Regions from separate parts of the Homo sapiens genome. Here region 2 is linked to region 1. Evidence: chromatin loops called from intact Hi-C (ENCODE). Cell type or tissue: ovary. All regions are shown on one strand. Links, peaks and the distances in the headings refer to the core of each region. The heading gives the core; the rest is flanking DNA.

What was found. A loop is a pair of places that touch in the nucleus more often than their neighbours do. Peaks named below come from ENCODE experiments on the same cell type or tissue, not always from the same donor. Only the 100,000 strongest peaks of a DNase experiment are listed, where the experiment ranks them.
Region 2: a loop joins it to region 1, with 4 times the contacts of the local background. A loop is called at or near these places in 75 of 110 quality-filtered maps.

The regions. Positions count from the first base shown.
Region 1 is chr2:38,529,832-38,541,993 of GRCh38, forward strand. No RefSeq gene overlaps it. Among named protein-coding and RNA genes, the nearest start is that of LINC02613, 20 kb to the left of the region's middle. RefSeq lists enhancers at 3,761-3,890, 6,132-6,742, 11,496-11,790 and silencers at 6,326-6,385, 11,496-11,790. In ovary, for the core only: a CTCF peak has its summit at 6,444 (motif pointing right); a DNase peak (open chromatin) is centred at 6,420; H3K4me3 peaks cover 690 bases.
Region 2 is chr2:38,726,221-38,738,382 of GRCh38, forward strand. It overlaps GALM (galactose mutarotase), which reads left to right. Exons shown (of 7, transcript NM_138801.3): 5 at 3,336-3,477; 6 at 5,515-5,689; 7 at 7,268-8,545. The coding sequence ends at 7,345. It overlaps LOC124905993 (a long non-coding RNA gene), which reads right to left and starts at 7,330. Exons shown (of 3, transcript XR_007086292.1): 1 at 7,246-7,330. In ovary, for the core only: no CTCF peak of the experiment used is centred there; no DNase peak of the experiment used is centred there.

The sequences.
Region 1 (12,162 bases), core at 2,748-10,747:
TTTTTTTGAGACAGAATCTCGCTCTGTCGCCCAGGCTGGAGTGCAGTGGCACAATCTCGTGCGGAGGCACAATCTCCGCCTCCAGGCTTCAAGTGATTCTCCTGCCTCACCCTCTTGAGTAGCTGGGATTACAGGCACATGCCACCAGGCCCAGCTAATTTTTGTATTTTTAGTAGAGACGGGGTTTCACCATGTTGTCCAGGCTGGTCTTGAACTCCTGAACTCAAGTATCAGCCCGCCTCAGCCTCCCAAAGTGCTGGGATTAAAGGCATGAGCCACCACGCCTGGCCTTTTGCTTTTGGGAGACAAGGTCTCACTCTGTTCCCTAGGCTGGAGTGCAGTGGCTGGGACACGACTCACTGCAACCTTAACCTCCCTGGCTCAAGCGATCCTCTCACCTCAGCACCCCTGAGTAGCTGGGACTACAAGACACATGCCCCCATGCCCTGCTAATTTTTGTATTCTTTGTAGAAATGGGGTTTCACTATGTTGTCCAGGCTGGTCTTGAACCTCTGGGCTCAAGTGATCCACCCGCCTCAGCCCCTCAAAGTTCTGGAATTACAGGCATGACCCAACACACCCAGCCCTACTCTGAGTTTGTACTTGGGGTCCACCTTGTCCAGTAACTTAAGTTCCACCTCCTCAAAAAGATGCTTGCCTAATCATCTTCACTGTATGTTCCTTGCCTCATTCCACAAGCCTTTACTGAGAAGCCCCCTGAAATACAATCTCGCCCCAACAAAACTTCAGAATGATAAAAGAGAGGAGCCTCATCAAAGAACATAATCAACAGAGTGAAAAGGCAACCTAAGGAACAGGAGAAAATATTCACAAATCATAAACCTGATCAGGGGCTAATATCCAGAATATATAAAGAATTTCTACAACTCAACAACAAAGAAACACAAATAACTCAGTGAAAAAACGGGCAAATGACTTGAATAGACATTTCTCCAAAGAAGATATACAAGTGGCCAACACGCACAGGAAAAGATGCTCAACGTCACTAATCATTAGGGAAATGCAAATCAAAACCACAATGAGTTATCACCTTATACTCACTAGGATGGCTATTATCCAAAAAATAAAAAATAAAAACCAAAAGAAACAGTAAATCACAAGTGTTGGTGAGAATGTGGAGAAATAAGAACCCTTGTGCACTCTTGGTGGGAATGTAAATGGTGCAACCACAATGGAAAACAGTGTGGAGTTTCCTCCAATAATTAAAAATAGAATTATCAATTCCACTTACAGGTATATACTCAAAAAAATTGAAAGCAGGATCTCAAAGAGATATTTGCACACCCATGTTTATAGTGCAGTATTCACAATAGCCAAGAGGTAGAAGCAACCTCAGTGTCCATCAGCAGATGATTAAACAAAATGTGGTGTACACATACAATGGAATATTATTCAGCCTTTAAAAAGAAGGAAATTCTGACCAGGCGTGGTAGCTCACATCTGTAATCCCAGCACTTTGGGAGGCCGAGGCAGGCAGATCACTTGAGGCCAGGAGTACGAAACCAGCCTGGTCAATATGGTGAAACCCCATGTCTACCAAAGTTCAAAAAAAAAAAAAAAATTAGCTGGGTGTGGTGGCGCATGCCTGTAATCCCAGCTACTCAGGAGGCTGAGACATGAGAATCACTTGAACTCAGGAAGCGGAGGTTGCAATGAGCCGAGATCACACCACTGCACTCCAGCCTGGGTGACAGAGTGAGACTATATCAAAAAAAAAAAAAAAAGAAGAAATGTTTGAGACTGTAAATTTTATGTTATGTGTTTTGTTTTTTGTTGTCATTGTTGTTTTTTAGATGCCCAGGCTAGGGTGCAGTAGCGCAATCTCAGCTCACTGCAACCTCTGCCTCCCGGGTTCAAGCAATTATCGTGCCTCAGCCTCCCGAGTAGCTGGGATTACAGGCACATGCCACCACACCTGGCTAATTTTTGTATTTCTAGTAGAGATGGGGTTTCACCATGTTGGCCAGGCTGGTCTCAAACTCCTTACCTCAAGTGATCTGCCTGCCTCAGCCTCCCAAAGTGTTGGGATGACAGGCGTGAGCCACCTCGCCCAGGCTGTGTTATGTGTTTTTAGCACAATTTTTTTTAAGAGAAAAGGAGATGCAAAAATAATTCTAGCTGGGCACGGTCGCTCCCGCCTGTAATCCCAGCACTTTGGGAGGCCAAGGTGGGTGGATCATCTGAGGTCAGGAGTTCGAGACCAGCTTGGCCAACATGGTGAAACCTCATCTCTACTAAAAATACAAAAATTAGCTGGGCATGGTGGCAGGTGCCTGTAGTCCCAGCTACTCAGAAGGCTAAGGCAGGAAAATCACTTGAACTTGGGAGGCAGAGGTTGCAGTGAGCTGAGATCATGCCACTGTATCCCAGCCTGGGTGACAGAGCAAGACTCCATCTAAAAAAAAAAAAAAAAAAATTCTAAATAGTTGATTGAATAATCTCAACTACTTGGGGATAAAACATGATTTTTCTCCTAATGTAATTGCCCCCAACTAATCCAGACTGACCATCCTTTTTTTTTTTCTCAAATAGAGGGTTTCTTAATCACATCTTTGCCACCTTCCATAGCTTTCTAGCCACCTTTGATTATTTCCGATTTAAGACTCAGTCCTTTGCATCCTGAAGCTTCAAGTCTCATCAACTCCCTGTCTACCCATGCAGACTGGGTCTGTCTGTGACTCTAGCTTAGGCTTGATCTCTTTACCCATCATCTTCTCCCCTCTGTAGAGCCAGCCCTCCAGTGTGTGCTGGTGCAGGAAGAGAGAGAGGCAAAGGGCAAGTGTCTCCTCTCAGCACAGCAAGTTTGCATGGATCCATCCTGCACGCCCTCAGGAGCTGAGAACTCAAGGCAGCAGTTCTGGGCCCTCTCTGCCAGGCAGTATATCCCTTCCCCACTATCTCCCTCCCATCCTCTTCTCCACAGCCCTAGGGCAGATTGACAAGCCCGAAGGCCAAGCAAACAACCATCTGGGAGCACAACTCTCCTTACAAACACCTCTAGTTTTCCTTATGATTCTCTTAGGTCCCCACCCCATTCCTTGGCTTCAAGAAAGAGAGTGAATAACCCCTCTCCCCAAGACCAGTCCACCTCACCCTCTCCTTTGTCAACCCTCAGAGCTTGAATGGGGAATCATGGAACCAGTTCGGACTCCCCCTATAAGGCAAGGGGAGCTTGGCAGGCTCCAGCTTTTGGGGGCTTACTGGTGTCTCTCGGAATGGAGAGACCTTTCGTTCTCACCTTTAGACCCTCTTTCAAGCTAGTGGTGTCAGAGGAGGGAGAGATCACTTTCAACTTTCAGCGACAGGGAATCAGAGAAAACCTTTTTGGAGAGGGAACATTTGAACTGGGCCTCAAAGGCTAGGTCAGATTTGGCAAAGTGAAGATGAATGGTCAGGTGAGAGAGAGGGAAGGCAGAGGCGAAGGCTCAGACACAAGGAGTTTCGTGGCACGCAGGCGTACCAGTTAGCTACGACAGACATGCGTGCAGGAGAGTGGAGAAAGGAAGTGAAAGCATGCCCAGTGTTTCACGTTGCCTTTGGCTTGGTCTGAGCTGTCTGTCCCGTGATGCTTTGAGGAGGGTGTAGGCAGCTGTGCAGCCATTCTCAGGACCTGTATTTGCATTTGCACAGGCCAGTGAAGCTGAGAGTACTGAAGTTCACTGATGCTGGCCAGGAGCTGTTTGGAATGACTGCCAATCTTGAAAGTAGAGTCCGTGTATCTCAAGACATAAAATTAGCAAAATTCTTCTGCAGCCAATCCCATTTTCTTGCAGTCTTCATGCAGAAGCACCAGCTTCTCTGAGCATTTGAATCACTCCACACAGCTCCTTCTATCCTGAATGACACTGCCCAAAATACACTGAAGGCCTGTCCAGCACCCTGAAAATTCCACGGCTACACAACATGAGGAAGCCGAGTCAGGGGAACAGGGGGCTTCAGGTTAGCTGTGGCCACTCACGTGCTCTGTGATTTTGGACAAGTCAGTCTCTGAACCTCAAATTCATCAGAAATGCAGGGGTGATACTAGCTGCCCTAGCATAGGATTAAATGAGGGAGGTAATGTGCATGAATACGTTGAAAAGTGTCAGCCGGGCGTGGTGACTCATGCCTGTAATCCCAGCACTTTAGAAGGCTGAGGCCAGTGGATCGCTTAAGACCAAGAATTAGAGACCAGCCTGGCCAACATGGTGAAACCCCATCTCTACTAAAAGCACAAAAATTAACCAGGCATGGTGCTGCGTGCCTGTAGTCCCAGCTACTTGGGAGGTCGAGGCTTGAGGATTGTTTGAGCCCAGGAGGTGGAGGTTGTAGTGAGCCAAGATCACAACACTGCACTCCTGCACTCCTGGGTGACAGAGTGAGACTCTGTCTCAACAACAACAGCAACAACAATAAAGTAGTGACATTGATGTGTATCTTACATGATGAATGCAGTTTCCACTCCTCTCAAGACCCCAGAGTATAGTGCATAGGGAAGCAGAAAGCATTTGTGTTCCCAGGGGGGAGGCTGGCTGTGCAGGGAGGACATGATCAATAACACTGCCAGCTTAAAATAAGCATCAGTGTCACCAAAACGCTGCTTCCAAACCAACCCCTGATGTTCTAGGTCCACCATTCCTCTGTCCCACCTCCCTGCTTTACCTCTTTTTTTTTCTTTTGTTTTTTTTAGACGAAGTCTCACTCTGTCACCTAGGCTGGAGTGCAGTGGTGTGATATTGGCTCACTGCAACCTCCGCCTCCCGAATTCAAGCAATTCTCCTGCCTCAGCCTCCCGAGTAGCTGGGATTACAGACGCCTGCCACCATGCCCGGCTAGTTTTTGTATTTTTAGTAGAGACAGGGTTTCACCAGGTTGACCAGGCTGGTCTTGAACTGCTGGTCTCAACTGATCCGCCCACCTCGGCTTCCCAAAGTGCTGGGATTACAGGCATGAGCCACTGTGCCCGGCCTTTCCTCTGATTTCTATGGCACCTATCACCATGGTATGCAGGTACTCACATCAAATCTGTTTTTAAGTTCAAAACAGAGCCATATGTGGGAAGACGCATTTCTCTTCTGAAGCCTTATCTCTGAAGCTGAGCTTGGAGTGAAGTGACAGGCGGAACCGACTCCTTGGAGGATGGAATCTTGAGGTTTTATGTGGGAGCAGAAGAGAAGCAAGCACCAAATATCTATCAAATGCCCACAGAGGGAAACACTGTAGTAGCTGCCTAGAGATTCAGTCCTGCTCAAGTTTCCCTGCTCAGATCTCAGGCGCAATTTTGAGAAATGTTCTTCTTCCTCAGTGGATGACCTCACCCTTTATGGGGAGGCGTGCCCATACGCACAATAACACAGTACTCATAAAGTCCAAGAGAGGCCGGTCCAGGCCTTGGCCAGGGAAGCATCCATGGACTTGGGCGTTCGTTGCAGAATGTTCAGACAGGTCTGGATGAGGGGTGAGGCCCTGCCTTGGAGGGGCTGCCCTCCCTCTGTGGCACGGAAGCCCTGCTGCCTGTGACAGGAGGCGACTGCACCTCACCCGCGGCCTGTATGCTGCAGGACCCAGCGAAGAGCTTCCTTAGCTTGCAGCTGTGCAGACACTAGGAAAGGGAGCACCTACCAGGGAGATTTGCCTTCTTGGTCCGGTAGCAAATGCAGTCCCGCCGGCCCACCTGGTACAGGTAGGACGTTCCGCAGGCCTTCCAGATCTCCTTGGCAGGTTTATGGGCGAGAGAAAGCGGTTCCCAGCCTCCTGCCCTGATGCGGCTGCACCTTCTGGACCACCGTGAACACTCTGCCCCCTGCCAGGCCCCCAAAATACTCTTCTGTCTCTACAGTTGTGCCACCTTTCCCCAGCACCAGGGAGCAGCTCGGCAGGACCAGGCTCTGGGGGTCAGCACATGCGTTCTTCACAAGCGTAAGAGGGCTGTCGTGAGGGAAAAAAAAATGGCATTATATGACGTCATTCCAGCTTTCATACCCTTTCTGGAAATAAGTGATGATATAAAGAAATAGACATAGATTATGTACACACATACATGAAGGGTAAGTACTTGGAAATGTTAAAGAGTTCGTTTTAAAAGTCCTTAGGCAGCACCCCTTTCTCAAGTTAATTCCCACTTGATCAAAGGTGGAGCTGCGGGCTCCGAGGAGGCGCGGTCAGGGTGGCAGGCCTGGGCTGCGCGGACCGCGAGCGAGCCTCCTGGGTCTCCCTCCTTAGCGGAGAAGATCCTCCAGGCTAAGGTCCAAGGCCCATCTCCCTTGGGGTTGTGGCCGCCCACCTCCTCCCCGCCACCCTGGGCTTTGGCTTTGTCCTCAACCACGCCCCGGGAGTGCGCGGAGCGGTCGCAGTTCTGTTAGCCAGGGTTGCGTTCCCACCGCGAAGGCCCGGGCGCGCGCTGCTGTGGATCGAGTCTGGGGCTCCGGCCACCAGGTGGCGCCACACGGCTACCTGCGCGCCGCTCTGAGGCGGTCGGATCGCCGCGGTGCAAAGGACCCAAGACCGGGGGTAACCGGTCACCCGAGCCGACCCACCGCCCGCACTGCCGAGGCTCAGGCGCCCCAGTTCGGTGCCAAGAGGCACGCCCCGGGGCCAACCTGGACAGGTAGCTTCAGCAAAATTGCCGGACAGTTAAAAAAAAAAAAGTTTCCACCCCACCCCCCACTCCCAAATCAATTCAAAAATAAAAATTAAACTGTGGGCTGGGCGCGTCTGAAACCCCGTCTCTACAAAAAATACAAAAATTAGCCGGGCTTGGTGGCGTGCACCTGTAATCCCAGCTACTCAAGAGGCCGAGGCAGGAGAATCGCTTGAACCTGGGAGCGGAGGTTGCAGTGAGCCGAGATCACACCGCTCCACTCCGGCCTGGGCAACAGAGCAAGACTCCGTCTCAAAAAAAAAAAAAAAAAAAAAAAAAGTTAAACTGTGGTGGGGAAAGTTGTTGGCGACAATACAGACCCGCATGGATACAGGCAGCGGGGAGCATGAGTTCTGGAGCCAAAATTGCTGAGTTCAAATCCTGTTTAATGACCTTGGGTGCGTTATTTAACCCCGTATATAACCCCATTACCTCATCTGCACATGCAAATAATTTACTTAGAACTCACGTCATGAATTGTTGACAGGAATTAAATGAGTTGATACACCATATATATTTATACGTGTGTGTTTTACATATTTAATGTAAGTGCATATAAATGTATGTATGCATATAATCATATGCATGTATAATATACAAAATTATGTACATATATAACATATATGCCTAGTACATAGTAAGCACCAGTGTTAGCTATATTTTATGCATTTATATATTTATTCGTTATGCAAGTTCTATGAATTATTAATTTTTAAAAACATTTTCACTCAAAAGAAAGACACTATTGGGGTTTAACCTTTTTTTTTTTTTTTAATTTATTTTTGAGATGGAGTATCTCTCTTTCCCCCGGGCTGGAGGACAGTGGCATGATCTCGGCTCACTGCAAACTCCGTGTTCTGGTTTCAAGCAATTCTCCTGCCTCAGCCTTCCAACTAGCTGGGATTACAGGCGCCCGCCACCATGCCCAGCTAATTTCTGTATTTTTAGTAGAGATGGGGTTTCACCGCGTTGGCCAGGCCGGTCTTGAACTCCTGACCTTGTGATCCACCCGCCTAGGCCACTCAAAGTGCTGGGATTACAGGTGTGAGCCACAGCACCCGGCCTTTTTTTTTTGAGATGGAGTTTCACTCTTGTTGCCGAGGCTGCAGTCTCCCGGGTTCAAGCGATTCTCCTGCCTCAGCCTCCCGAGTGGCTGGGATTACAGGTGCCTGCCACCATGCCCAGCTAATTTTTTGTATTTTTAGTAGAGACAGGGTTTCACTATGTTGGCCAGGCTGGTCTTGAACTCCAGACCTCAGATGATCCACCTGCCTCAGCCTGCCAAAGTGCTGGGATTACAGGCGTTAGCCACCGCTCCCGGCCTGTTAACTTTTTATATGGAAATTTTCAAACATTTACAAAAGTTGAGAAAACAGTATAATAAACCCACATGGGCACATCACGCAGTTTCAATAATTAACACATTGTCAATTCCGTTTTATCTATACCCCAGGACCCCTCTTCCACTCAGCTAGGCTATGTTAAAGCAAATCTGAGATTACCTATAATTTCATTTGTAAATACTTGACGATTATGAAGTATTTTTTAAAGCTCAATGTTTGATACTTCCTTCATGCACAATGTTATATTCTTCAGTCCATAGATTTCCCATGACACTGGAAATCTTTTCCAAACCAGCATTTGACACAGAAGTTGGAACTGTATATTGAATCAGTTATGAAAAATTTGGAGCAGTGATTTATTTGCCTGAAAAGCATTTCCCCTTCTGAAGAAATATGTTCTCCCTGAGGAAGGGAACATTACGCTCAGCCACTGGTTCTCTTCTAGTGAGAATCTACGGGGTGTTCTTTTATCTGCAGTGACACATCCCAGGTTGAATGATCACTCCAGGGAAGGAGATTCTTGTAATTAGTCAGATTCCTGCACTCAGAGGAGGATCTATCCATTTTAAGAAGGAAATCACTTCTCCAGACACTTGAAGGCTCTAGGATATATGGCCAATACTGCAGGTGAACCACTGTCTACTCAAAGTGTCTTTACACCAGTGCCAAGTCCCATGCATACTAAAAATTTAAGCACATTTATTTCCTCAAGGAATGTTGTTAACATGTTAAATTATTTACTTAAGATACTAATACACACACATCCCTGCCTAATAATACATTAAGAGGCCTTTGAGACAGGAGAAAGACAGAAACCAGGGAAATAGTTGTTCTTATTCAACTGTATGATTTTTGGGGGGGTTTTGAGACAGAGTCTCACTCTATTGCCCAGGCTGGAGTGCAGTGGCACGATCTCAGCTCACTGCAACCTCCACCCCCCGGGTTCAAGCGATTCTCCTGCCTCAGCCTCCTGAGTAGCTGGGACTACAGGTGCACGCTACCATGCCCAGCTAATTTTTGTATTTTTAGTAGAGGCGGGGTTTCACCATTTTGGCCAGGATGGTCTCGATCTCTTGACCTCATGATCCACCCGCCTCGACCTCCCAAAGTGCTGGGATTACAGGTGTGAGCCACCGCACCTGGCCTTCCATGTTTTTACTGTTGCCTTCCCCCTTCTTGATGTTGCTGGTGTTAAGGTTTCCACATTTGATGTACCCCATCTCCATACCTCCCCATGGTCCTGTGTAAACCCCAAGTCTTCTAAAAAAGCCCCGTCTTTCCCTTCACTGAATTTCTGCCTCTACCACACAATTAGCACTAATGTACGTGGACATGCCCCCTAGAGGCTGAGCTTGCGTGAAGGGACCCAGGCACTTCTGGAGAGATGGGACCAGCCTAGAGGAGCTGACATGCATGAGGAGCCCAAGCAGCTCCAATTTTGTAACCACCCATTAAAGTGTGACAGGTGAGGGGGATGAAAGGCATTGCCCCTTCCTGAAGAACTAGGACACTGAGGGGACTTTGGGAGTCTAGGGAACATGATGCCATTTTGTACTCTGGCAGAGCCCCAAGCACAAACCGCACCCCCTTCAGGGGGGTTACGTGCCTGAGTGTCATGGGAGGCCACTCCCTCCCAGGGCTTCTCCAGCAGCAGGTGAGCCAAGGAGGAAAAACAGGGTGGGCGAAAAGGCCTTGAAATCACTGGATGAGTTTTACAGGGAACCTGAGCATACCGCAGAGGAGACATAGGTTATAACCATAATGTGATCCAGCATACAACCACAGACTGGGGAGGCTGAGAAAACAAAGGTTATGCTTTTTTTATTTTACAAAAGCACTCTTAAAAATTACAATACACAAGCCAGATATGGTGGCTCATGCCTGTAGTCCGAACTACTAGGGAGGCTGAGGCAGGAGGATTGCTTGAGCCCAGGAGTTCAAGGCTGCAGTGAGCCAAAATCGCACCACTGCACTCCAGCCTGGGCAAAAAAAAAAAAAAAAAAATTATAATACACACTCATAACAATTTAAATAAACTTAATTATAGAAAGCTAATATATTATATATAATAAAAATATATAAAAATATATCTCATATATAATATTGACACATATTTTATAATATATTATCATATATAATATATATATAATGTATATATTTTTTCTCCTCCCCTGTCCAATTATACTCTCTTAAAGTAACCAGTATTAGCATGCTGGTGTATATATCATTCCATATTTTTTCTACGCTTACACAAGCACTGAATCACCTGTTGAGGTCTCATTTATGCTTTTAACAAAAACATGGTCATATTTTTCATTATAATTTACCACTTGTTTATGTTTACTTAATATGTCTTCTACACCTTCCCAAGTCAATACATATAAATGTGGTTCATTCTACTTGATGATTGATTGCATGGTATTCCATAGAACAGATGTACTAGAATGTATTCAATGAACCCATCACTAATCATGGGTTTTGGTTATAGCTCATCAGCTTTGTTAATTGTTTCATCTGGGCTAGTCCTGTTTTAATTGTAATCTCCTAAATAACAAAGGCCATACCGTAAACACAAACTTACTTCTCAGAACTTCGTCGTTGCCTACATATGTCACACATTTAACATGACGTGAATATCCCTTTAATTTTGGAAATGCACATAATTTCTTCTCATTTGTTAAAAGGAAGACAGTTCTTAGGATGATAGGCTTATATTTGGCACGTTTACTGAGCAGGAGGAGATAATTTTTTAAATTTCATAATCCCATATGGTCTGATTTTTCTCCATATGTCAACCTCCTTCCCAACAGGTGCGTCATACTTTCCCACAGCACTACTCTTGTATCTCTACAGAAATCATATAAACTCTACCCCCATACCATAAAATGATTTAAGTTTCAGAGTGAGACTGCCTAATACAACACACTCATTTTAAAGATGAACAAAGCTAAGCATTCATAACTTAGCTACCTAGCAGAGGAGCCAAGGCTGGAACCTATCCAGGGCTGTCTCCACTACAGGACACAGCCGCACCAGGGCTGGGGAATGGCTGGGGCGCAGCACATAGGCGACAGTATTTTTGTTTGTATAAATTATAAAGTAGGTCGTTAATTTTTCTCAAAGACTTAACAGGTAGCTGATGGGTGCCACTTGCTAACCACCTGTTTGAAGAAGGAACTCTTGCTGCTGGACCTCAGGTCTACAGCTTGTTTTTCCCCAGAGGCTGCTCTTTATCCAGCTTGTGGTTTTCTCTGCATCCAGCAGCCAACAGAGTTGTGAATGCCCCTCTTTACTTGCATTCCCACACCATCCCTGGCATGCCAGTGTGCCCTGGCTTGGAGTTGAGGCTGCTGACTATCTAGTTATATAAAGGGAAAATCCTTCAGGCATAGCCAGAGGAAGCCTGTCAAGGGTGGACACAGATTTGTGGGGCCTAAACTTACAAAGTTTTTGAGACCATCTTTAATGGAAAACAATAGAAAAATGTCTTATTTTTGCCATTTATAAAAGAAACATATGCACACATTGCTAGGTCCTCTGCCTGGTGTCTTAGAAAGGTCTAGTCCCTGACAACTGAAGGGTGCTGAAGCTTAATTTCCTTTATCTTCAGGGCACAACTTCCCCTGGGCCTTATATGGAGTCAGTAGGGACACACCTGGGGCACCCTTTGATCCTTCACATGTAGATGGACAGAGCTGCTCAGAACCCTCCACGAGGTTATGCACACAGTAGCCCAAAGTCCAAGAGTTCCGGGACAGTCCCTGTTTTCAAATATTTAATTATGTATCAAACGATGCATCTTGACTTTTCAAAAAATATAAGTGACAAGGTTACAGAATAGAAGTACCAAAGAAAAACAAAAAAAAAGCAAGCAAAACAAAACAAAACAAAACCAACACCCCAAAATGCATACAAATCAGGATGGAATTACCAATTGTTCCCTGTGGATTTTTCCATTCCCATCTCAGAATGGAAAGAGCAAGCCCAGGACGGACAGTAATGGCACCCAGCAGCTGCAGAGTGCAAAAGTTCCCACCTGCTGAGAAAACAGCAGGAATCTTTAGAAGGAAATTCTCTTCCCTTATTAGGTAGCAGTAATTATGCTGCCAAGAAAAATCTTGCCTTCATAGACTTATGTTGCATAAGAAATAAAGTTTAGCTGGAATGGACAAGTTGAGT
Region 2 (12,162 bases), core at 2,894-10,893, 200 kb after region 1:
TTTTTTTTTATTTTTTTTTTTTTTGAGACGGAGTCTCGCTCTGTCGCCCAGGCTGGAGTGCAGTGGCGGGATCTCGGCTCACTGCAAGCTCCGCCTCCCGGGTTCACGCCATTCTCCTGCCTCAGCCTCCCAAGTAGCTGGGACTACAGGCGCCCGCCACTACGCCCGGCTAATTTTTTGTATTTTTAGTAGAGACGGGTTTTCACCGTTTTAGCCGGGATGGTCTCGATCTCCTGACCTCGTGATCCGCCCGCCTCGGCCTGCCAACGTGCTGGGATTACAGGCATGAGCCACCCCGCCTGGCCAAGTCTCTCACATTTAATCCCAACACAATGCTGTATACAAACCAAGTGACTCAGAATAAGAATGCAAAAGTAAACCAGACAAATGCAAGCCGAAGTAGTCTCGGCCGGGCTCAGTGGCTCCTGCCTATAATCCCAGCACTTTGGGAGGCCGAGATGGGCAGATCACCTGAGACCAGCTTGGCCAAAACGGTGAAAGCCCATCTCTACTAAAAATACAACAATTAGCTGGGTGTGGTGGCAGGCACCTGTAATCCCAGCTACTTGGGAGGCTGAGGCAGAAGAATCGCTTGAACCTGGGAGGCCAAGGTTGTGGTGAGCCGAGATCACGCCACTGCACTCCAGCCTGGGCAACAAGAGCAAAACTCTGTCTTAAAAAAAAATTGGTTGCATGTGCAAATATTCCCTATTTAAAAATTTGGCCAGATCACACCTGTAATCCCAGCACTTTGGGAGGCCAAGGTGGGTGGGTCACTTGAGGTCAGAAGTTTGAGACCAGCCTGGCCAACATGTTGAAACCCCGTCTCTACAAAAAATACAAAAATTGGCTGGGCATGGTGGTGTGCCCCTGTAATCCCATCTGTTTGGGAGGCTGAGGCGGGAGAATCACTTGAACCCAGGAGGCAGAGATTGCAGTGAGCCAAGGTTGAGCCACTGCACTCCAGCTTGGGCGACAGAGTGAGACTCCGTCTCAAGAAAAAAAAAAAAAAAAAGAGCAAGGAATCCTTTGTGCACTTCCCAGATTCTCTCGGTTAAACAGTGGACACCCACACACCAGGATGGTATCGCCTGGACCTCAGTGTCTCACTTGAGTGCTTCGTACCTAGGCATCCTGAGGCTGTATGTGAACTCAGAACTCCAGTCTTCAGGCACTAGGAAGACTACATTTCTGAACAGCAGTTCTGAGTTTAAGAAAAGAAATGGGGCCGGGTGCAGTGGTTCACGCCTGTAATCCCAGCCCTTTGGGAGGCCAAGGCAGGTGGTTCACGAGGTCAGGAGTTCGAGACCACTCTGGCCAATATGGTGAAACCCCGTCTCTACTAAAAATACAAAAATTAGCTGGGCATGATGGTGCGTGCCTGTAGTCCCAGCTCCTCGGGAGGCTGAGGCAGGAGAATCACTTGAACCAGGAGGCAGAGGTTGCAGTGAGCCTAGACTGGCCATTGCACTCCAGCCCAGGCAACAGAGGGAGACTACGTCTCAAAAAAAAAAAAAAAAGAAAAAGGAAAAATAAATGAAATGTCCTCTTTTACTCAGATAGATTTGTGTGTTCTCTCAGCATTTAGGAACCCACAAAAGCAGAACCAAATGTTTTAAATGACTGGCAATTGGTTCTTCTTTTACTTTTTAAATTATTTTAATGGTAAGGTACAAGTTCCTGCTTTTTCTTAGCCTCCTAAGATTTCAGCCCTACTTTGCATGCTACTTCTCTCCCCTGATTACAGTGGAAGCCAAGTTCCTAAAATTGCCATTTGACCACATGAAAGGGAAAAATAATTATCACCCTAAAAGAGTATGTTAACCTCCTAACATTTGCATTTACCTTTAAAATATATGAGACAGCTCTGGGACTATAAGAAAACTTTTTAGGCCAGGAGTGGTGGCTCACACCTGTAATCCCAGCACTTTGGGAGGCCAAGGCAGGTGGACCACCTGAGGTCAGGAGTTGGAGACTAGCCTGGCCAACATGGTGAAACCCCATCTCTACTAAAAATACAAAAATTAGCTGGGCGTGGTGGTGTGTGCCTGTAATCCCAGCTACTTGGGAGGCTGAGGTGGGAGAATCACTTGAACCTGGGAGGCAGAGGTGGCAGTGAGCTGAGATTGTGCCATTGCACTCCAGCCTGGGCGACGAGCAAAACTCTGTCTCAAAAAAAAAAAACTTTTTTTTTGGCTGGGTGCAGTGGCTCACGCCTATAATACTAGCACTTTGGGAGGCCGAGGTGGGCAGATCACCTGTCAGGAGTTCACGACCAGCCTGGCCAACATGGTGAAACCCCGTCTCTACTAAAAATACAAAAGCATGGTGGTGTGCACCTGTAATCCCAGCTACTCATGAGGCTGAGACAGAAGAATCACTTGAACCCAGGAGGCGGAGGTTGCACTGAGCTGAGATCGCGCCACTGCGCTCCAGCCTGGGTGACAGAGCAAGACTCCATCTCAAAAAACAAAACAAAACAAAACAAAACAAAAACTCAACCGTAACATTGTTTAAGCCTCTGAAACAGAGCCCTTTTCTTTTCCTCTTCAAGAAAAAATGGCTGGAGTGATTTGGCCTGCTACAGAGGAAACTGGTATTCTCTGTACTTGGTACAAGGTTCTAGCACCTGGCTGTTACTACTCCTGGGTGGGCCATAATTTTAAGAGGAAGTGGACCTCTGCCATCATCTTATCCTGGGGTTTTCCACCTGCGCTGCTCAGAACCTGTACTTGATTCAGCTAGAACAACTCTGGCTTTTATGTATATGTTACTATATATTTATGAGTATATATTTTCCATTGTCCCTTGGAATCCATGGAGGATTGGTTCCAGGACCCCCTACTGATACTTAAATCATTAGATACTCTAGTTCCTTCTATAAAATGGTGCAGTATTTGCATATAACCTGAGCCCATACTCCCATATACTCTATTTATTTGAGGGTTTTTTTTTTCTCTTCCCCACCCTCTCCATATTTGTTTTTTAAGACAGTCTCATTCTGTTACCTATGCTGGAGTGCAGTGGTGCAATCATGGTTCACTGTAGCCTCGACCTCCTGGGCTCAAGCAATCCTCCTGCCTCAGCCTCCTGAGTAGCTGAGACCACAGGGACACATCACTATGCCTGGCTAATTTTTTACATTTATTTATTTATTTATTTTATTATTTTGGTAGAGATGGGGTCTCTGCATGTTTCCCAGGATCTGGGCTCCCATCTCCTTAACAAATTAAAATGAAGGCGGAGAGAGTAGAACCAGTGAGCCTTTGTGGAGGCTCTATATAAAGATGAGACTTGGGCATTTATCACCTTTGTTTTCTGTCTCTTCCCATCAGGAGAAGTTGCCCCAGTGCAAGGCACTGCATTCGACCTGAGAAAGCCAGTGGAGCTTGGAAAACACCTGCAGGACTTCCATCTCAATGGTTTTGACCACAATTTCTGTCTGAAGGGATCTAAAGAAAAGCATTTTTGTGCAAGGTCAGGTACTTTTCACTTCCTGAGTCTGTAAGGAAGAAATGACACCAAGTCCTATTTTCCTTTGGAGCTTTTCCTCTGGCCATATCAATAGCATTTACTATGCTACAAGTGACCCAATACCACATCCCATATTTTCTCAAAGCTCCCATGGCACAGGTGAGCTCTGTAGAATTTATCCCAGTCCCCCACCTGCCATTACCCCTATTCCCCCTGCTTGGCACCCGCTCTCTCCCTCTCTGCCTGTTCTTTAAGGCCCATTTTCTGTTAGAAGCCTTAACTCTTCCTAGTGAAGTCACCTCGGCTGTCACTGAACTTCCAGAGCCTTTGTGCTTTCTCGATCTGTGACTTATGCCTGCCTACTCCATGGCCAGTTGGAGGCTAGGCATCTCCTGCAGCACTCACCGCCTCCAGCCTTGACCGATAGACACTTGTGTGCACGCTCTCGCCTTCTCACCAAATCCCAGTTCCTCATGCCATTTCATCTTTGTGAAGCCCTACCTCTACCCCAACACCTAATATCATCCTTGGCACTAGCAAATAATGAATAAATGTTTGCAGAATTAACAGTTTTGTGTGTGTGCGTGTGTGTGACGGAGTCTTGCTCTGTCGCCCAGACTGGAATGCAGTGGTGCGATCTAGGTTTACTGCAACCTCCGCCTCCCGGGTTCAAGTGATTCTCCTGCCTCAGCCTCCTGAGTAGCTGGGATAACAGGCACGTGCCACTATGCCCAGCTAATTTTTGTATTTTTAGTAGAGATGGGGTTTCACAATGTTGGTCAGGCTGGTCTTGAACTCCTGACCTTGTAATCCACCCACCTCGGCCTCCCAAAGTGCTGGGATTACAGGTGTAAGCCACTGCACCCGGTCAACAGTTTTTAAATAAAGCAGAAAAAATGACTCAAACCAAATAGTGACAGAAAGAAGATCAAAGACCTTCTCCGGGCTGGGCGTGGTGGCTCATGCCTGTAATCCCAGCACTTTAGGTGGCTGAGGTGGGCAGATCACTTGAGGTCAGGAGTTTGAGACCAGCCTCGCCAACATGGTGAAACGCCGTCTCTACTAAAAATATAAAAATTAGCCAGGCATGGTGGTGGGCACCTATAATCTCAGCTACTCAGGAGGCTGAGGCAGGAGAATCACTTGAACCCAGGGGGTGGAAGTTGTAGTGAGCCGAGATCACGCCACTGCACTCCAGGCTAGGCAACAGAGCAAAACTCCATCTCAAAAAAAAAAAAAGAATCTCAGGCCAGGTGCAGTGGCTCTCATGCCTGTAATCCCAGCACTTTTGGAGGCTGAGGTGGTCAGATCACCTGAGGTCAGTAGTTCAAGACCAGTTGGGCCAACATGATGAAACCCCGACAATACTAAAAGTACAAAAAATTAGCCGGATGTGGTGGCAGGTACCTGTAATCCCAGCTACTCTAGAGGCTGAGGCAGGAGAATTGCTTTAACCAAGGGGGCGGAGGTTGCAGTGAGCCAAGATCGCACCACTGCACTCCTCCCTGGGTGACAGAGCCAGACTCCATCTCAAAACAAACAAACAAACAAAAATTAGCTGGACATGGTAGTGCGCACCTGCAGTCCCAGCTACTGGGGAGCTGAAGTGGGAGAATTGCTTGAGCCCGGGAGGCTGAGGTTGCAGTGAGCCGAGGTCGCGCCACTGCACTCCAGCCTGGGCAATAGAGAAAGACTCTATTTCAAAAAAAAAAAAAAAAAAAAAAAGAATCTCAGCCTCTCCAGGACCTTCCTCTCTCCAACCTGGCTGCTGCCTTCCTCCCTACTCCCCAGCTGGCAGGAGTGAGTCTGTTTTGTGATGCCCCAAAGAAGCTACTGAGGATCCTGAAAGCCACCTGCTCATGCCTTGCCTTTGAGACTGGAAGAATTTTCCATCATGCTCTTCCTACCTTCATCTCCTCCTTATATCTTGTCCCTGCTCTGTGGCTGGGTCTGATTCCTGTCTCAAAGCCGCTTCCCAGCTTCTACTCCTCCCCACCTGCTTTTCTGCCCTGGACTCATGTTGTTTGTATTTCTTACCAGGGTGCATCATGCTGCAAGCGGGCGGGTACTAGAAGTATACACCACCCAGCCCGGGGTCCAGTTTTACACGGGCAACTTCCTGGATGGCACATTAAAGGGCAAGAATGGAGCTGTCTATCCCAAGCACTCCGGTTTCTGCCTGGAGACTCAGAACTGGCCTGATGCAGTCAATCAGGTAATGCCACAGGCTGGCTTTTCAGAGTAGAGTTGTGTCCAAGGTCACACTGTACGACAGAGTTCACTACACTCGAATCAGCTTGTATGATTCAAAAGTTCATGCTTTGTTTGTTTGGTTTGTTTTTTGAGACAGAGTCTCACTCTTGTCGCCTAGGCTGTAGTGCAGTGGCACGATCTCAGCTCACTGCAACCTCCGCCTCCTGGGCACGATCTCAGCTCACTGCAACCTCCGCCTCCTGGGTCCAAGCGATTCTCCTGCCCCAGCCTTCCAAGTAGCTAGGATTACAGGCGCCTACCACCATGCCTGCTTAATTTTTGTATTTTTAGTAGAGACAGGGTTCCACCATGTTGGCCAGGCTGGTCTCAAAACCCCTGACCTCAGGTGATCCACCTGCCTTGGCCTCCCAAAGTGCTAGGATTATAGGCGTGAGCCACTGTGCCCGGCTCAAAAGTTCATGCTTATTCTCTTCTGCAAGTCACAGAAAACCCATAGCCAAGCTACTAACATGGGATTTACATGGTTTTAAGAAAGCTGAAATTTTGTACCTTCAAAGCCTTTATCCAGTTTGTTTCTCCTTAACAATACCTTCTCGTTTTCTGCAGCCACACTTAAGGAGAGCTTCCATATCGTCTCCTCCTATGTGCTCCCTCATAACTTTCTTTTCTGGTTGTTACCCAGAGCAGTACTCCTGAAAGTGCCAGCCCACAATAAGAAGCTTGCACCTTGGGCTGGGCAAGGTGGCTCATGCCTGTAATCCCAGCACTTTGGGAGGCTGAGGCGGGAGGATTGCTTGAGCCTGAGATTGAGGCTAACCTGGGCAACACAGGGAGACCCCATCTTTACAGATTATTAGAAAAATTAGCCAGGTGTGGTAGTGCACACCTGTGGCCCCAGCTACTTGGGAGGCTGAGGTGGGAGGATCCCTGAGCCTGGGAGGTCAAGGCTGCAGTGAGCCATGATCACACCACTGCACTCCAGCCTGTGCAACAGAATGAGACCCTGTCTTTAAAAAAAAAAAAAAAAAAGGGCCAGGTGCGGTGGCTCACACCTGTAATCCCAGCACTTTGAGAGTCTGAGGCAGGTGTATCACTTGAGGTCAGGAGTTCGAGACCAGCCCGGTCAACATGACAAAACCCTGTCTCTAGTAAAAATAAAAAAATTATCTGGGCATGGTGGCAGGTGCCTGTGATCCCAGCTACTCTGGAGGCTGAGGCAGGAGAATCGCTTGAACCCAGGAAGCGGGGTTTGCAGTGAGCTGAGATCGCCCCACTGCACTCCAGCCTGGGCAACAGAGCAAGACTCCATCTCAAAAAAAAAAAAAAAAAGCCTACACCTTACACCAGATTATAGATCAACACACTGCTTCCCTTCATCAGGAAAGCCTTCCTTTAACAAAGTGTGCTTTTTTCACTCTGATTAAAGTTCTTTATCTCACTATGAACCAATCATAAACAGTTCCCGCACTGGCAGCCATCCACAGAGCACTGGTCTAGAAGCCCGTCCAGAAGCACACCCAAATGGTTAATGTTGCAGCCTGCGGTGTCAAGCATCACCTGTGTTGTTTCCCCTTCACAGCCCCGCTTCCCTCCTGTGCTGCTGAGGCCTGGTGAGGAGTATGACCACACCACCTGGTTCAAGTTTTCTGTGGCTTAAGGAAGTGTGAAGATATGATCCAGTCCAGGGCTAGGCTCAGCCACCTGTCTCCTGTCCAGAAAAAAGGTGAAGATTAAGAAGCTTTCAGAATGATTCTATGGATTAAAATCATACAAATGGTGGCTGTTCTGAGAATCAGTCTGGGTATTGATTTCCTTTTCCAGTGACTGGCTCCAGGCCATGTCTAATGACCAGCTCGATTCCCTGTGCAGTTCAGAGGGCAAGTGAACCCAACCAACAATGTCGTCATCTAAGCCCTGACCCTAGCCAGGGACTCCCATGCTGCTGTTGGCTCCATCTCTCCACACTGCCTCTTTCTTTTCAACTTTTTGCCCTTCCTTTCTTTAAAGCTATTCTCACATTGCTTTTATTTCCTCCTCCTTCACCTCCAACCACTGTCAGCAGCACTCTGGAGTTTTCAAATGTCACATTAGCCTCACCCTGCATGCTAGGAGATGGACCTGTCTCTATACAGCAGTAGATGATTGATAAGTGAGGAAACTGAGGCTTACAGAGGTTGAAGACCAACAAGCTAATAAATAAAAAGTTGAGGCCGGGCACGGTGGCTCACGCCTGTAATCCCAGCACTTTGGAAGGCCGAGGCAGGCGGATCACGAGGTCAGGAGATCGAGACCATCCTGGCTAACACGGTGAAACCCCGTCTCTACATAAAAAATTAGCTGGGTGTGGTAGCACGCACCTGTAGTCCCAGCTACTTGGGAGGCTGAAGCAGGAGAATCGCTTGAACCTGGGAGGTGGAGGTTGCAGTGAGCCGAGATCATGCCACTGCACTGGGCAACAGAGCAAAACTCGATCTCAAAAAAAAAAAAAAAAAAAAGGAAAAAAAAGCAGCTCTCTCTCTCGGGAGAGGGAGGGGACTTCCGAGAGGAAAAGGCCTGCAAGAGCCTTTGGGTTAACTGAGAAAGCACAGCCCGGCCAACGCTTGGGAAGAAAGACAGGCAAGCACTGGAAACAGGAGCTATTAGGGTGAGGAGAGAGCCTTGCCTTTCACAGCACAGTGAGGATGACATTGCACCAGGGACAGAGATTGTATGTGACAAGGCTGGGGCTCCTTCTTTCCTAGACAATCAAAGTATCAGTGATGGGTTTTGGTTGGTGATTTTGAAAAAAAAAAAAAAAAGTATGTTATACTAGTGTATGCTGTACTGAATTGAAATAAAACCAAAATCTGCATCTTCAGAAGACTTGTTCCTTTACTCAGCTTGAAATCTCTCAGGCGTGGACCTTTGGGAAATGGACCAAGAATATGGGTGTGTTCTGGATTCTACTTTGCCCTCCAGTGGGAGCCCTGGCATTTTCCTACCTAACAGTTAGGAAAGCTATCTCAGTGGAAGTAGCTTTCCACACCTCCTCTTTCTTTGTAACCGATAATAAACCAAAGATCTTGTTTATTTTTTAATTCACTTCAGCATGGATTTTTCTGAGCACCTGCTCTGTACACAGCCCTCTGCTGGGTCTGTGAAGGGATTCAGGTCAGGTGTGATGCTGCCCACAGCAGCCAGTCAGGTGAGGTACATGCTCAGTTGTCTTCTCACTGGTGAGGTTAACTTTGGTGACTTGAGCAAGATGCTGCCTGCAGATCTCTCCACTCTTATTAAAGTTACCAATATATACATTAGCCAAGAGGCCTCAGAGGTGAACTATTAAGCTGACTGCAACCTAGCTACCAATTTGATTATTAAATTGTTCGACGCAGGGTTCTCATACTCTAGGTGCCAGCAATCATTTAGGAAATCCCAGAGAAGAAGAGAATGAACATTTTCTTATTCACAAGTGTAGAGTTGCCAGTTGCCCCTGCTTTCTGTATCCTGACCAAAAGTCACAGAGTGCCTTGACCTTTGTCACCTAGCCAGCTGCAGATTTTTCCTAGCAGGCTTGAACCCAAACCGGGCCTTGAACATTCCCAGGCACTGATAAATCTGTCTAGGTTGTTCCCTAAAACACTAAAAGAAACTGGCACTGGGCCGGGCGCAGTGGCTCACGCCTGTAATCCCAACACTTTGGGAGGCCGAGGCGGGTGGATCACCTGAGATCAGGCATTCAAGACCAGCCTGGCCAACATGGTGAAACCCCGTCTCAACTAAAAAAAAAAAAAAAAATACAAAAAAATTAGCTGGGCATGGTGGCGGGTGCCTGTAATCTCAGTTAGTCGGGAAGCTGAAGCAGGAGAATTGCTTAAGCCCAGGAGGCGGAGGTTGCAGTGAGCCAAAATCATGCCATTGCACTCCAGCCTGGGTCACAGCAAGACTCTCATTGCACTCCAGCCTGGGTGACAGCAAGACTCTGTCTCAAAAAAAAAAAAAAAAAAAAAGAAAAAGAAAAAAGAAACTGGCTCTGGCCCTGAGCCAAATTCCTTTAACTGTCATAGAAACTCCCTCACTGCTGATATACCTGGGCAGAACACCCCTTTTCTCTCTCAACCATTGCTGCAGCACTCTGTAAGGAAGTTCCTCTAATAAATGCTTTGGATTGATCACCCTGGCGCTTAGAGCTTCTTTCTTTGAAATCCCAGCCGGCCCTATCTCGAGATAGTTTGGATCACTCCCTGATGGGGTCTCCCCTGCTGCCACTATGGGGGCGATTCCAGCCCTGGATCCACTGAGACAAAACAAAGAAATGTAACAACTACAAACTAGTTCTTAATGTAATGGCCTCTAGGTTTGAGAATGCCAAATTAATTAATTAATTAGCCAAATACTTTGTTTTCTTCTGTCCAAAAAGATTATTGTTTTTATAAGAAGCCAAGTCTACAGTAGTCCAAGTAAGGATATTCATTGCCTGTAGGGCAGCTGAAATAAGTTACTGGCCTTTAAATTAATGGTGTTTATAAAAGCAAGTAAAAAAGGCGGCCAGGCGCTGTGGCTCACATCTGTAATCCCAGCACTTTGGGAGGCCAAGGTGGGTGGATTGCCTGAGGTCAGGAGTTTGAGACCAGTCTGGCCAACCAGGTGAAACCTGGTTTGAGACCAGTCTGGCCAACCGTCTCTACTAATAATACAAAAAAATTAGCTGGGCGTGGTGGCATGCACCTGTAATCCCAGCTACTCAGGAGGCTGAGAGAGGGAAATTGCTTGAACCAGGGAAGTGGAGGTTGGAGTGAGCCGAGATCTCGCCACTGCACTCCAGCCTGGGCGACAGAGCGAGACTCTGTCTTAAAAAAAAAAAAGGCTACATTTGTCACACCATGCATCTGAGGGAAGCAAAAATTTAGAGAAACTCTTTTTGTGGCAGCAACCAATCTGTCCTTTTTCATGAAACACATAACTTTGCTTGAGAAGCCCTTCCATGTGCTTATAAGACATAGATTGTGACATGTGACAGCATGTCAGCATAATTGGGTGATTTTATGATAAAATCGCTGAAGGCCCCAGCAAGAAGTAAAATTTTAGAAGGTGCTGGACGCGGTGGCTCACGCCTGTAATCCCAGCAGTTTGGGAGGCCAAGGCGGGTGGATCACTAGGTCAGGAGTTCAAGACCAGCCTGGCCAAGATGGTGAAATCCCGTCTCTACTAAAAACACAAAAATTAGCCAGGCATGGTGGCAGGTGCCTGTAATCCCAGCTACTCAGGAGGCTGAGGCAGATAACTGCTTGAACCTGCGAAGCGGAGGTTGCAGTGAGCCTAGATTGCACCACTGCACTCCAGCCTGGGTTACAGAGCAAGACTGTCTCAAAAATAAAAAATTGTACAAGGTGAGATGTCATATTAAAATAATTACACAAACACTGCTGTGAAGACTAAGATGTCATGCTGTGGAGGTGGAACTGGAGAGTTTACGAAAAGTAGAACATGGAAAAAAATGCAGGACTACCAGCACAGGGCAGGAAGGAAGCTCAGCATGTGTCCTGGTCCCCGGCCAGTTCCCATTTTCACTCTTAACCATTTTAAGCAATTGGATCACCAGTTTTCAAGAGGCTGTTTGGACAGGAGTGCAATCCTTTCCCAATCAAGGCATTTCCTGCTTAACTCAGTTACGCAGATCATCATTAAAGTCTCGTGCTTTGGGCAGCACTTCCAGCTACAGTCAGGCAAGGACGTCAGCAAATCCTCTCCTTATTATAGTTCGAGCAATTAAAATGCTGAAAAAATTGGACGAAACATTTTTTTTGTTGTTTATAGAGATGGGGGGTCTTACTATGTTGCCCAGGTTGGTCTTGAATTCCTGCCCTCAAGCAATCCCCCCTCCAGCCTCAGCCTCCTAAGTACCTGCAACTATAAGCACGCACCACTACTCCCAGCTCAAAACAATTTTGGTGTTCTGGAAACAGACATAAAACCTTCCAGTCTGAGATATGTTGTCTGAAAAACTACTGAGCTTTGAGTAGGAATAGTGGGAGTCTGTAGTGTTCTTGCCTGGGGCTGTTCGTATCCCCCTCACTCCTCCAACTCAGTAATTGTGAAGGTTCTGCTGAGGCAAAACAGAACATGAGGACAAGCAAGCAGCTGTGGTTGAAAGAGGGTTTACTCCATTTGGAGGTGTGAGTGGCAGCCATACCCAAACCATCATCAATGGAAGTAACAATCCCAGTGCTGTGCAGGCAGGGAGGGCTTATGGCTCTACTGGCCTGAGGTTGCAGTCGTGGCTGCAAGCAGATTTTTGGCTGATCGGAGGCTGGGTACATGTGCAACAGAGATGAAGGGCTCAACAAAAAGTAAAACTTAAGATAGACTTGAAAGCAGCCTGAATATTAAAATTACTCACCTACCTACACAAAGATCCATCAGCAGAGGACAGAAGTCTGACTGGTTGAGGTGTCAGCACAAACTCTCCAGAAAGTGGCTGCCCCCTAAGCTGTG